Linked DNA regions of Homo sapiens: region 1 is linked to region 2. Evidence: read pairs that join two places in POLR2A ChIA-PET (ENCODE). Cell type or tissue: GM12878. All regions are shown on one strand. Each heading gives the region's core, and the rest is flanking DNA. Links, peaks and the distances in the headings are about the cores only.

The links. ChIA-PET counts read pairs that join two places held together with the same protein. Peaks named below come from ENCODE experiments on the same cell type or tissue, not always from the same donor. Only the 100,000 strongest peaks of a DNase experiment are listed, where the experiment ranks them.
Region 1: POLR2A ChIA-PET joins it to region 2 with 9 read pairs; 4 of 35 experiments call an interaction of 5 or more read pairs at or near these places.

What each region holds. Positions count from the first base shown.
Region 1 is chr12:57,513,929-57,519,284 of GRCh38, forward strand. MARS1 (methionyl-tRNA synthetase 1) reads left to right here. Exons shown (of 21, transcript NM_004990.4): 16 at 792-923; 17 at 1,026-1,130; 18 at 1,222-1,408; 19 at 1,992-2,063; 20 at 2,317-2,409; 21 at 2,507-2,724. The coding sequence ends at 2,653. It overlaps DDIT3 (DNA damage inducible transcript 3), which reads right to left. Exons shown (of 4, transcript NM_004083.6): 2 at 3,778-3,825; 3 at 3,341-3,510; 4 at 2,665-3,252. The coding sequence starts at 3,478. The coding sequence ends at 2,881. LOC128125814 reads right to left here. Exons shown (of 2, transcript NM_001414991.1): 2 at 3,784-3,825. The coding sequence ends at 3,784. It overlaps MIR616 (microRNA 616), which reads right to left and starts at 5,331; the gene lies at 5,235-5,331. In GM12878, for the core only: no CTCF peak of the experiment used is centred there; no DNase peak of the experiment used is centred there; H3K4me3 peaks cover 637 bases.
Region 2 is chr12:56,673,970-56,679,340 of GRCh38, forward strand. All of the region lies in intron 1 of PTGES3 (prostaglandin E synthase 3), which reads right to left. Among named protein-coding and RNA genes, the nearest start is that of PTGES3, 12 kb to the right of the region's middle. In GM12878, for the core only: no CTCF peak of the experiment used is centred there; no DNase peak of the experiment used is centred there; H3K4me3 peaks cover 394 bases; H3K27ac peaks cover 1,335 bases.

The DNA.
Region 1 (5,356 bases), core at 1-5,000, 840 kb after region 2:
GGCGCACATCTGTAATCCCAGCTACTCAAGAGGTTGAGGCAGGAGAATCACTTGAACCCGGGAGGCAAAGGTTGCAGTGAGCCAAGATCATGCCACTGTGCTCCAGCCTGGGCAACAGAGTGAGAATCCTCAAAAAAAAAAAAAATTAAAAAAAAAAAAAAGTACTTGCCTAGAGTGTTTGTTTGATAGCAGTTAACACATACTCAGCTTGGTCATTTTGAGTAATGACTTTTTTTTTTTTTTTTTGAGATGGAGTTTCTCTCTTGTTGCCCAGGCTGGAGTGCAGTGGCGCGATCTTGGCTCACTGCAACCTCCGCCTCCCGGGTTCAAGCAATTCTCCTGCCTCAGCCTCCAGAGTAGCTGGGATTACAGGTGCACACCACCACGCCCGGCTAATTTTTTGCATTTTTAGTAGAGACGAGGTTTCACCATGGCCAGGCCAGGCTGGTCTTGAACTTCTGACCTCAGGTGATCTGCCCACCTCGGCCTCCCAGAGTGCTGGGATTTTAGGCGTGAGCCACTGCGCCCGGCCGAGTAATGACTTCTTAAAAATAAGAGGTACAGTTGTTTAACTTAATCAGGTTTCTTATGTGCAGAGTCAGATTCTTAGGGGAGAGAAAGAGTAAATAATTAGGCCTTGTCTACTAGCTTGAGGGAGCCAGGAGTTACCTGTTCCAGGCAGGAATCCTGAGAGAATGTACAGCTGTGGAAATTGGGTGAAATTCTAACAAGGAGACGGGATAATAACTTCCCCTCTTTTTTCCACTTCTGCTTTCCTACTCCCAACCAAGAGCTGGGATGTTTGTGTCTAAGTTCTTTGGGGGCTATGTGCCTGAGATGGTGCTCACCCCTGATGATCAGCGCCTGCTGGCCCATGTCACCCTGGAGCTCCAGCACTATCACCAGCTACTTGAGAAGGTTCGGTAAGTAACTGACACCTCTGTCTTTTCTGCTGGCATGTTGAGAGCCTCCTTGTATTGGTCTCTGTAGGACATTACACCTTGGCCTGCTTCCTCCCTTCCCAGGATCCGGGATGCCTTGCGCAGTATCCTCACCATATCTCGACATGGCAACCAATATATTCAGGTGAATGAGCCCTGGAAGCGGATTAAAGGCAGTGAGGCTGACAGGTAGGTAAGCGGGGAGGGTTGGCTAAAGGCATAAAGTGGCTTGTAAGCTGTATCCTCCTGGAGGTCTTGACTAATGTCTCCTCTTCCTCAGGCAACGGGCAGGAACAGTGACTGGCTTGGCAGTGAATATAGCTGCCTTGCTCTCTGTCATGCTTCAGCCTTACATGCCCACGGTTAGTGCCACAATCCAGGCCCAGCTGCAGCTCCCACCTCCAGCCTGCAGTATCCTGCTGACAAACTTCCTGTGTACCTTACCAGCAGGACACCAGATTGGCACAGTAGGTGGAAGAGCCAGCCTCTCTTAAAATTGATACTCTTGCCATGCAGCTTTTGGAGTGGGTGAGAGAAGACCTAACATCTCTCCAGTGTTACTTTGGTCATGGGACTCCTAAGTTTCTGATATAAAGTCCTTGGTAGTCGTTCACAAGTCCGGAATTATCTGTACATCTTCATTGTTCTTCATGCCAGAAACCAGAACCTGGCACACAAAACTAACTGGTAAACAGATATTTGAAGAAACACTGTGATCACCTAGTCTCCATAATGCTAGCAGATAGTGGGCAGGGAAAATACAGGAAAGCCATTTCCTCTTTGACACAAAATGAAAAAGTAAGTACATTGCTAAACTTCTGGATCAGCCTAGCATCCTTAGAGAGCTTAAAGAATCTTTGACCCTACAAATTATTTGGGGTTTCACAGGGAAAGCTACAGCTAATTTCCTAAAATCAGCAGATATTAGCTCAGTGTTAAGCTCGTTCTTTCTAAAACACATCAGAGATTGGGGTTGGAGAGGTCATCTGTATAGTCTATGGTAGAGTCTGTATCCAATCAGTAGATGATTCTGGAACTCTTTTTTTACAGGTCAGTCCCTTGTTCCAAAAATTGGAAAATGACCAGATTGAAAGTTTAAGGCAGCGCTTTGGAGGGGGCCAGGTGAGAAAGCTAAAGGCTGTGCCCTCGCTCCACAACAGCCACAGCATCACTTCCCTAATTTCCCTAAGTAGTCCTCACCCATCACTCTTTCCATCTTTTGGCCCTGCCGCTTCCTCACTTACAGTTTTTCTTTCCTGTCTTAACTAGAAGAGACCTTCGACTTAAAGGTAACCACTTTCCCTCTGAGATGCTGTATAAAACTGGAGGTTAGGGGATATTTATGGTTGCTGGTGATAACTTTGTTGTTCTCCAGGCAAAAACGTCCCCGAAGCCAGCAGTTGTAGAGACTGTTACAACAGCCAAGCCACAGCAGATACAAGCGCTGATGGATGAAGTGACAAAACAAGTATGAAGCTTAAGCCCTGTGGGAGACTGGACAAGCTGAATCCTAAATAGATCTTTTTCTTGCCTCACTGTTACCTCCCCACCCCCCTTTATCTTAGGGAAACATTGTCCGAGAACTGAAAGCACAAAAGGCAGACAAGAACGAGGTTGCTGCGGAGGTGGCGAAACTCTTGGATCTAAAGAAACAGTTGGCTGTAGCTGAGGGGAAACCCCCTGAAGCCCCTAAAGGCAAGAAGAAAAAGTAAAAGACCTTGGCTCATAGAAAGTCACTTTAATAGATAGGGACAGTAATAAATAAATGTACAATCTCTATATACAAGCTGAGACCTTTCCTTTTGTCTACTCCAAGCCTTCCCCCTGCGTATGTGGGATTGAGGGTCACATCATTGGCACTAGTGAGAGGGTAGTCAGTAGCCACTTCTGGGAAAGGTGGGTAGTGTGGCCCAAGTGGGGGACTGATGCTCCCAATTGTTCATGCTTGGTGCAGATTCACCATTCGGTCAATCAGAGCTCGGCGAGTCGCCTCTACTTCCCTGGTCAGGCGCTCGATTTCCTGCTTGAGCCGTTCATTCTCTTCAGCTAGCTGTGCCACTTTCCTTTCATTCTCCTGTTCTTTCTCCTTCATGCGCTGCTTTCCAGCCCGGGCTGGGGAATGACCACTCTGTTTCCGTTTCCTGGTTCTCCCTTGGTCTTCCTCCTCTTCCTCCTGAGCCAGGGAGCTCTGACTGGAATCTGGAGAGTGAGGGCTCTGGGAGGTGCTTGTGACCTCTGCTGGTTCTGGCTCCTCCTCAGTCAGCCAAGCCAGAGAAGCAGGGTCAAGAGTGGTGAAGATTTTTGATTCTTCCTTCAAGGAAATGAGGAAAGGGAACATAGATATTAGTTGAGAAGGGAAAGGTAACATCCCCCTTTAGCTTTAGGGCTAACATTCTTACCTCTTCATTTCCAGGAGGTGAAACATAGGTACCCCCATTTTCATCTGAAGACAGGACCTCTTGCAGGTCCTCATACCAGGCTTCCAGCTCCCAGCTGGACAGTGTCCCGAAGGAGAAAGGCAATGACTCAGCTGCCATCTCTGCAGTTGGATCAGTCTGGAAAAGCACATCTGCAGGATAATGGGGAGTGGCTGGAACAAGCTCCATGTAGCAAACAGTCTATGCCACAAGTTGGCAAGCTGGTCTGATGCCTGTTTTTGTAGGTAAAGTTGTACTGGAATACAGCCACATCTGTTTATTTACATATTGTTTATGGCTGCTTTGGTGCTACAGTGGCAGAGATGAAGAGTCACGCTAGAGACTATAGGACTTTTAACATCTAAAATATTTACTGTCCTGCCGTTTAAAATTTTTGGAAAAGGGTAGGTTAAGTTTACCTGCTTTCAGGTGTGGTGATGTATGAAGATACACTTCCTTCTTGAACACTGTGGGCAACAAAGAGAAATGTCAGCCATTTTTGGAAGGGGGAGAGGCAACTTACTTTTCTTTTTCTTTTTTTCTTTCTTTTTTTTTTTTTGAGACCAAGTCTTGCTCTGTTGCCAGGCTGAAGTGCAGTGGTGCGATCTCGGCTCACTGCAACCTCTGCCTCCTCGGTTCAAGTGATTCTTCTGCCTCGGCCTCCCGAGTAGCTGGGACTACAGGCGCGTGCCACCACGCCCAGCTAATTTTTGTGTTTTTAGCAGAGATAGGGTTTCACTATGTTGGCCAGGATGGTCTCCATCTCTTAACCTTGTGATCCATCGCTTCCCAAAGTGCTGGGATTATAGGCATGAGCTACCGTGCTGGGCCCTTATTTTTCTTTTACCTCCAGCCTCCTACTGGTCCTTCCTTACTTCTGGTCTTGTGGGGTATGCATACTTGGTCCCTGTAGCCATTTCGAAGGGCAGAAGAGGGCCTGACTTTCTTTATTTTTAGTTGCTGACATTTGTAGTCCTGGTTACATAATAGTAAAGTCCTGGCCAACTCAGCTTTCTCTAAATCCAAAGCAGGCCTCAAATCTGCCAGGGTAAAAACTAAACTACAGGGAAGGGAACAAATCATAGCATTTTCCTAACTCCATTCCCACAGGGCTGACATCCTCCAAATGTACATTTCCAGTCTGGACCTCTTCCAGAACTTCAGACTCTGCTGTCTACTGCCTACTTGCCATTTCTTTTTCAATGTCTAATAGGCACCTAAGACTATGTGCAAAGGCAAACTCTTGCTGATTTTCCCCTTCCAAGGTCATCCCCATCTCAGATGACAACTCTAGTTGCTTAAGCTAAAAACCTTGGTATCATCCTTCATTCCTCTTCTCTCACACCCTGCAATCCAAAGTACTAGCAAATTTTAACTCATTCCTTTTTTTCTGAGACGGGTCTCACTCTTTTTGCCCAGGCTGGAAGGCAGTGGCGCAATCGGCTCACTGCAACCTCCGCCTGCTGGGTTCAAGCGATTCTCCTGCTTCAGCCTCCGGAGTAGCTGGGATTACAGGCATGCACTGCCATGCCCGGCTAATTTTTGTATTTTTAGTAAAGATGGGATTTCACCATGTTGGCCAGGCTGGTCTTGAACTCCTGACCTCAGGTGATCCACCCACCTCTGGTCTCCCAAAGTGCTGGGATTACAGGTGTGAGCCACCATGCCCGGCCCTTAACTCATTCTTTAAAAATGAGTTTTTAAAACCTTTGCTTAGAAGAATCTAAACACTTCTAATTCCATTGTTTCCAATCTAGATCAATTCACTACCATCTCTAAATTACTGCAGAAACTTTCTGACTGCAGAAGGTCTTCCCATTTCTTCTCTTGCCACCCCTCCGCAACTCTATTCACCATACAGCAGCCTGAGTGAGCCTTTTAAAACAGGTCATTCCTCTGCTCAAACCCTCCAATGACTTCCTATTTCATGTCATGGAAGTCACTGAAGGGTTTTGAGTGGAGGAATTACCTAAGGTAATTCCTGACCACCTGATGTAA
Region 2 (5,371 bases), core at 152-5,151:
AACAACAACAACAAAAAACACTGGTACATCAGAGCTTCACTTTTTACATTAAGTTCACTGAAACCAGGAGAATCAATCTCCTTTCCTCAAATTCAGCAATCTAGAATTTTATCAGTTTCCTCAAAATTAATACATTGAAGTCCTAACCCCCAGTACATCTTAAGAATGGGATTGTATTTGGAGAAAGTGTCTTTAAATGACAAGTAAATATGAGGTCTTAGGATAGACCCTAATCCAATGACTGTTGTCCTCCTATATAAAGAGATTAGCACAGAGGGAAGAAAGAAGATAGCTATCTGCAAACCAAGGAAAGGCCTCAGAAGAAACTAATCCTGCTGACACCTTCGCCTTGGATTTTCAGCCTCGTGGAAATGTGAAGAAATAAATTTCTGCTGTTTAAGCCACCCAGTGTGTGATACTTTCTTATGAAAGCCTTAGCAGGCCAGGCGCGGTGGCTCACGCCTGTAATCCCAGCACTTTGGGAGGCGAGGCAGGTGGATCACCTGAGGTCGAGAATTCGAGACCAGCCTGACCAACACGGAGAAACTCGTCTCTGCTAAAATTACAAAAAATTCAGGCGGGCACAGTGGCTCACGCCCATAATCCCAGCACTTTGGGAGGCCGAGGCAGGAGGATCACAATGTCAGGAGATTGAGACCATCCTGGCTAACACGATGAAACCCTGTCTCTACTAAAAATACAAAAAATTAGCCAGGCATGGTGGTAGGCGCCTGTAGTCCCAGCTACTCGGGAGGCTGAGACAGGAGAATGGCATGAACCCAGGAGGCGGAGCTTGCAGTGAGCTGAGATCAGGCCACCGCACCCCAGCCTGGGCAACAGAGCAAGACTCCATCTCAAAAAAAAAAAAAAAAAAAAAAAAAAAAATTCGCCAGGCGTGGTGGTGCATGCCTGTAATCTCAGCTACTCAGGAGGCTGAGTCAGGAGAATCGCTTGAACCTGGGAAGTGGAGGTTACGGTGAGCCGAGATCAGGCCATTGCACTCCAGCCTGGGCAACAAGAGTGAAACTCGGTCTCAAAAAAAAAAAAAAAAAAAAAAAGTGCTGGTTCACACCTGTAATCCCAGCACTTTGGGAGGCAGAGGCAGGCGGATCACGAGGTCAGGAGTTCGAGACCAGCCTGGCCAATATAGTAAAACCCCGTCTCTACTAAAATTGCAAAAATTAGCTGGGCGTGGTGGCACGTACCTGTAGTCCCAGCTATTTGGGAGACTGAGCCAGGCCAATCAGTTGAACCCAGGAGGTAGAGGTTGCAGCGAGCCAAGATCACGCCACTGCACTCTAGTCTGGGTGACAGAGCAAGACTCTGTCTCAAAAAAGAAAAAGAAAAAGAAAAAGAAAAAAAGCCTTAGCAAGCTATATGATCATGTCCCAGATAAAACAAATTTAAATTATCAAAACCTGTGGTTAGGCCATGAACCAAAAATGATTCCTACATTTTTTAAATGTATATTTTTAAAAAAACACAGGAGGCGGAAGTTGCAGTGAGCCAAGATCACACTACTGCACTCTAGCCTAGGCAACAGAATGAGACCAAAAAAAAAAAAAAAAAAAATGTGAATGAGATAAGAGATATTTGTGGCCTGCAAAGCTGAATATTTACTGGCTGACCCTTTATACAAGTTGGCTAACACATTAAAACTACAAACAGGGCCGAGTGCGGTGGCTCACGCCTGTAATCTCCAGCACTTTGGGAGGCTGAGATGGGTGCATCACCTAAGGTCAGGAGTTCAGAGACCAGCCTGGCAAACATTATGAAACCCCATCTCTACTAAAAATACAAAAAATTAGCTGGGTGTGGTGATGGGCACCTGTAATCCCAGCTACTCAGGATGCTGCAGCAGGAGAATCGCTTGAAATAAGGAGGTGGAGGTTGCAGTGAGCCCAGACCACGCCATTGCACTCCAGCCTGGACAACAGCGTGAAACTCCGTCTCAAAACACAACACAAAAACTGCAGACCAGGCGCAGTGACTCAAGCCCATGATCCCAGCACTTTGTGAGGCCAAGGCTGATGGATCACCTGGGGCTGGGAGTTTGAGACCAGTCTGACCAACGTGGAGAAACCCCGTCTCTACTAAAAATACAAAATTAGCCAGGCGAGGTGGCGTATGCCTGTAATACCAGCTATTTGGGAGGCTGGGAGGGGGAGGGGGAGGGGGAGGTGGAGGTGGAGGTTGCGGTAAGCCGAGATCACGCCACTGCACTACAGCCTGGGCAACAGAGAGAGGCTGTGTCTCCCCCCCCAAAAAAAAAAAAAAAGCCAAAATAGGATTGGAACCCAGCATTTCTGACAGAAGGCTTATTTTTTTTCACTTCACAAAAAGGGACAATAATTTCTCCAGCGGTCCTTTTATTGCAAAGTAACTAACCATGTCTCTGTACTTCCAGTTTGTTTTATTATATAATCTAAACTAGCTTCTGCATACTTGACAACATGATAATGGAGTCCTGAGAGTCTAAAATTTGTTATGGAGGCAGTGAGAGAGTGATATTTGACCTTGAGTCTTTCTTGAACAAAGAAAAATTCTTTTATCTCCTGGGGATGTTAAAAGAAGAATGCTTCAGGGTCTAAAACCAAAGCAAGAAAGTAATTTTTTTAAAAAAAGAGTGCTCAAAAGACGGAATGTGGAAAGCCACAAGAGTTGCTTGATAGAAAAGTGCTAAGTGGGTATGCGTGGTGGTTCATGCCTATAATCCCAGCACTTTGGGAGGCCAAGGCAGGTAAATCACTTGAAGTCAGCCTGGACAACATGGTGAAACCCCATCGCTACTAAAAATACAAAAATTAGACAGGCATGGTGGCGCGCTCCTATAGTCCCAGCTACTTGGGAGGCTGAAGCACAAGAATCCTTGAACCCGGTGGTGGAGGTTGCAGTGAGCTGAGATCGTGCCACTGCACTGCAGCCTGGGTGAGAGAGTGAGATTCCGACTCAAAAAAAAAAAAAAAAAAAAAAAAAATAGTGCTGGCTAAGTGCGGTGGCTTATGGCAGTAATCTCAGCACTTTGGGAGGCTGAGGTGAGCAGGTCACCTGATGTCAGGAGTTCAAGACCAGCCTGGCCAACCACCGTGGTGAAATCCCGTCTCTACTAAAAATGTAAAAATTAGCTGGGCATGGTGGTGCACACCTGTGATCCCAGCTACTAGGATGGCTGAGGCGGGAGAATTGCTTGAACATGAAAGGCAGAGGTTGCAGTAAGCCAGATAGCGCCACTGCACTCTAGCCTGGGCGACAGAGTGAGACTCCTTCTCCGCACCACCCAAAAAAAAAAAAAAAAGTGCTACATTTTCCATAAAACATTACCTTGAACAGCTTTCACCTTTGTATCTTAGAGTGGAAACTACCACATAAAATAACTCGCTAGGACAGAGGTTCACAAGCCTTCCTGGTATATAGTGCCCTTGGTGTCTGAGGAGTTTTGTTGTGCTCTTAAGCCAAAAGGAGTAACTAGCAGTTGCTTTGATGACATAGCTGTATCCAAGCAACATAACTATATTGTCTTAGCAGCCTAGTAGCTATTGGAAAAACGAATTTACATTATTGGAAAGAAAAATATATATAGTTTCTTATATAACCATACCTATCAATGGAATGTGTATGGCTTTTGGATACTATATAACTTCTCAAACTTTGAAATGACTTCTATCATCTCACTCCTTGTTCCCCATTATTATTATTATTTTTTTTTGGTGGGGTGGGTACCTGTGTTTTTTTGAGTTATAGCAACCACCAGAAATTCAGTTTTTAGAAGATGAAACTTAATGGAGGGGTTTGCAGTACAATCTCATATTGAAACTGAACAACCTGAAACTAATAGTTTGCTTAGTGTCTTGGCTTATGTTGAGTATCACTGAATTACTCTGAAATTTAAAATATCCCAAGGTAGTTGTGAGTTCCTCCATGGGGCCCTGATACATCTTGGCACATGATTTGGTAGCCACAGGCCACAGGACTAGCAGGTTTATTCAGAAAGTTTTATAGTACTACAGCTGATTACAGAAGATCTCAAATATCTTACGGTTTCCCTGAGCAATGAGTATGTGGGAGACAGCTTGGTGTCAGACATTTATAGGCAAGGTGTTTGATACCTAAGAAGGAAAAACCATTTATGAACTCCAGGAACTACTTTTTTCCTTTCCATAGCAGAACTTTGATGTCTCATTCCTCACATATTACAAATAGGTATTTTTAATTTATTTATTATTTTTGAGATGGAGTCTGGCTCTGTCGCCCAGGTTGGAGTGCAGTGGCGTGATCTCGGCTCACAGCAGCTTCTGCCTCCTGGGTTCAAGCAGTTCTCCTTCCTCAGTCCCTTGAGTAGCTGGGATTACAGGCGCCCGCCACCAAGCCTGGCTAATTTTTGTTTTTTAGTAGAGGCAGGTTTTCACCATGTTGGCCAGGCTGGTCTCGAACTCCTGACCTCAGGTGAGCCACCCGCCTCAGCCTCCCAAAGTGCTGGAATTACAGGAGTGAGCCACCATACCCAGCCTGTTTTGTCTTTTATAATAAAATGTGCATTGCACATAGTAAAACTATCAAATGGATTAAAATAACTGGGACACTTTTCCTAGCAAACTGTTTCCATCTAGCTTCTTTGGTGCATCAATTTTTTATAGTGAAGGGTGCTTGCAGTGTTTTATAAATTAGAGTTATAACTCACCAGATACTAACATATTAAAATTATGGTATTTAGGAACAAATACGGTCTCTGTCCTTTCAAGGCTAACAAAGAGACCTTTTAGATAGGACTATAGAGGATTTTAGGTTATGCAAAATGTAATTGCTTGGATTGGTATATATAGCCCTTCTATTGAGCTTAGAAATGCTTGTCACATCAGCATGGAATAGGCTGGGCACTGTGCCTCATGCCTGGAATCCTAGCACTTTAGGAGGCCAAGGTGAGAGTATCATTTTGGGCCAGGAGTTCAAGACCAGCCTGGGCAACACTGCGAGACCACATCTCTGCCAAAAAGAAAAAAATCGCTGGCCATGGTGACACATGCTTGTAGTCCTAGCTAACTGGGGGGCACTGAGGTGGGAGAATTGCTTGAGACAAGGAGTTTGAGGTTATAGTGAGCATGGTTGTACCACTGCACTCCAGCCTGGGCCACATAGCAAGACCCTGACTTAGAGAAGCATGGAGACCAGGAGTGATGGCTCACATCTAATATCAGCACTTTGGGAGCCCAAGGCTGGCAGATTACTGGAGGCCAGGAGTTCAAACCAACCATGCCAACATGGCAAAACCCTGTCTCTACTGAAGATACAAAAATTAGTTGGGCATGGTAGCATACCTGTAATCCCAGCTACTTGGGAGGCTGAGACATGAGAATCGGTTGAACCCAGGAGGCGG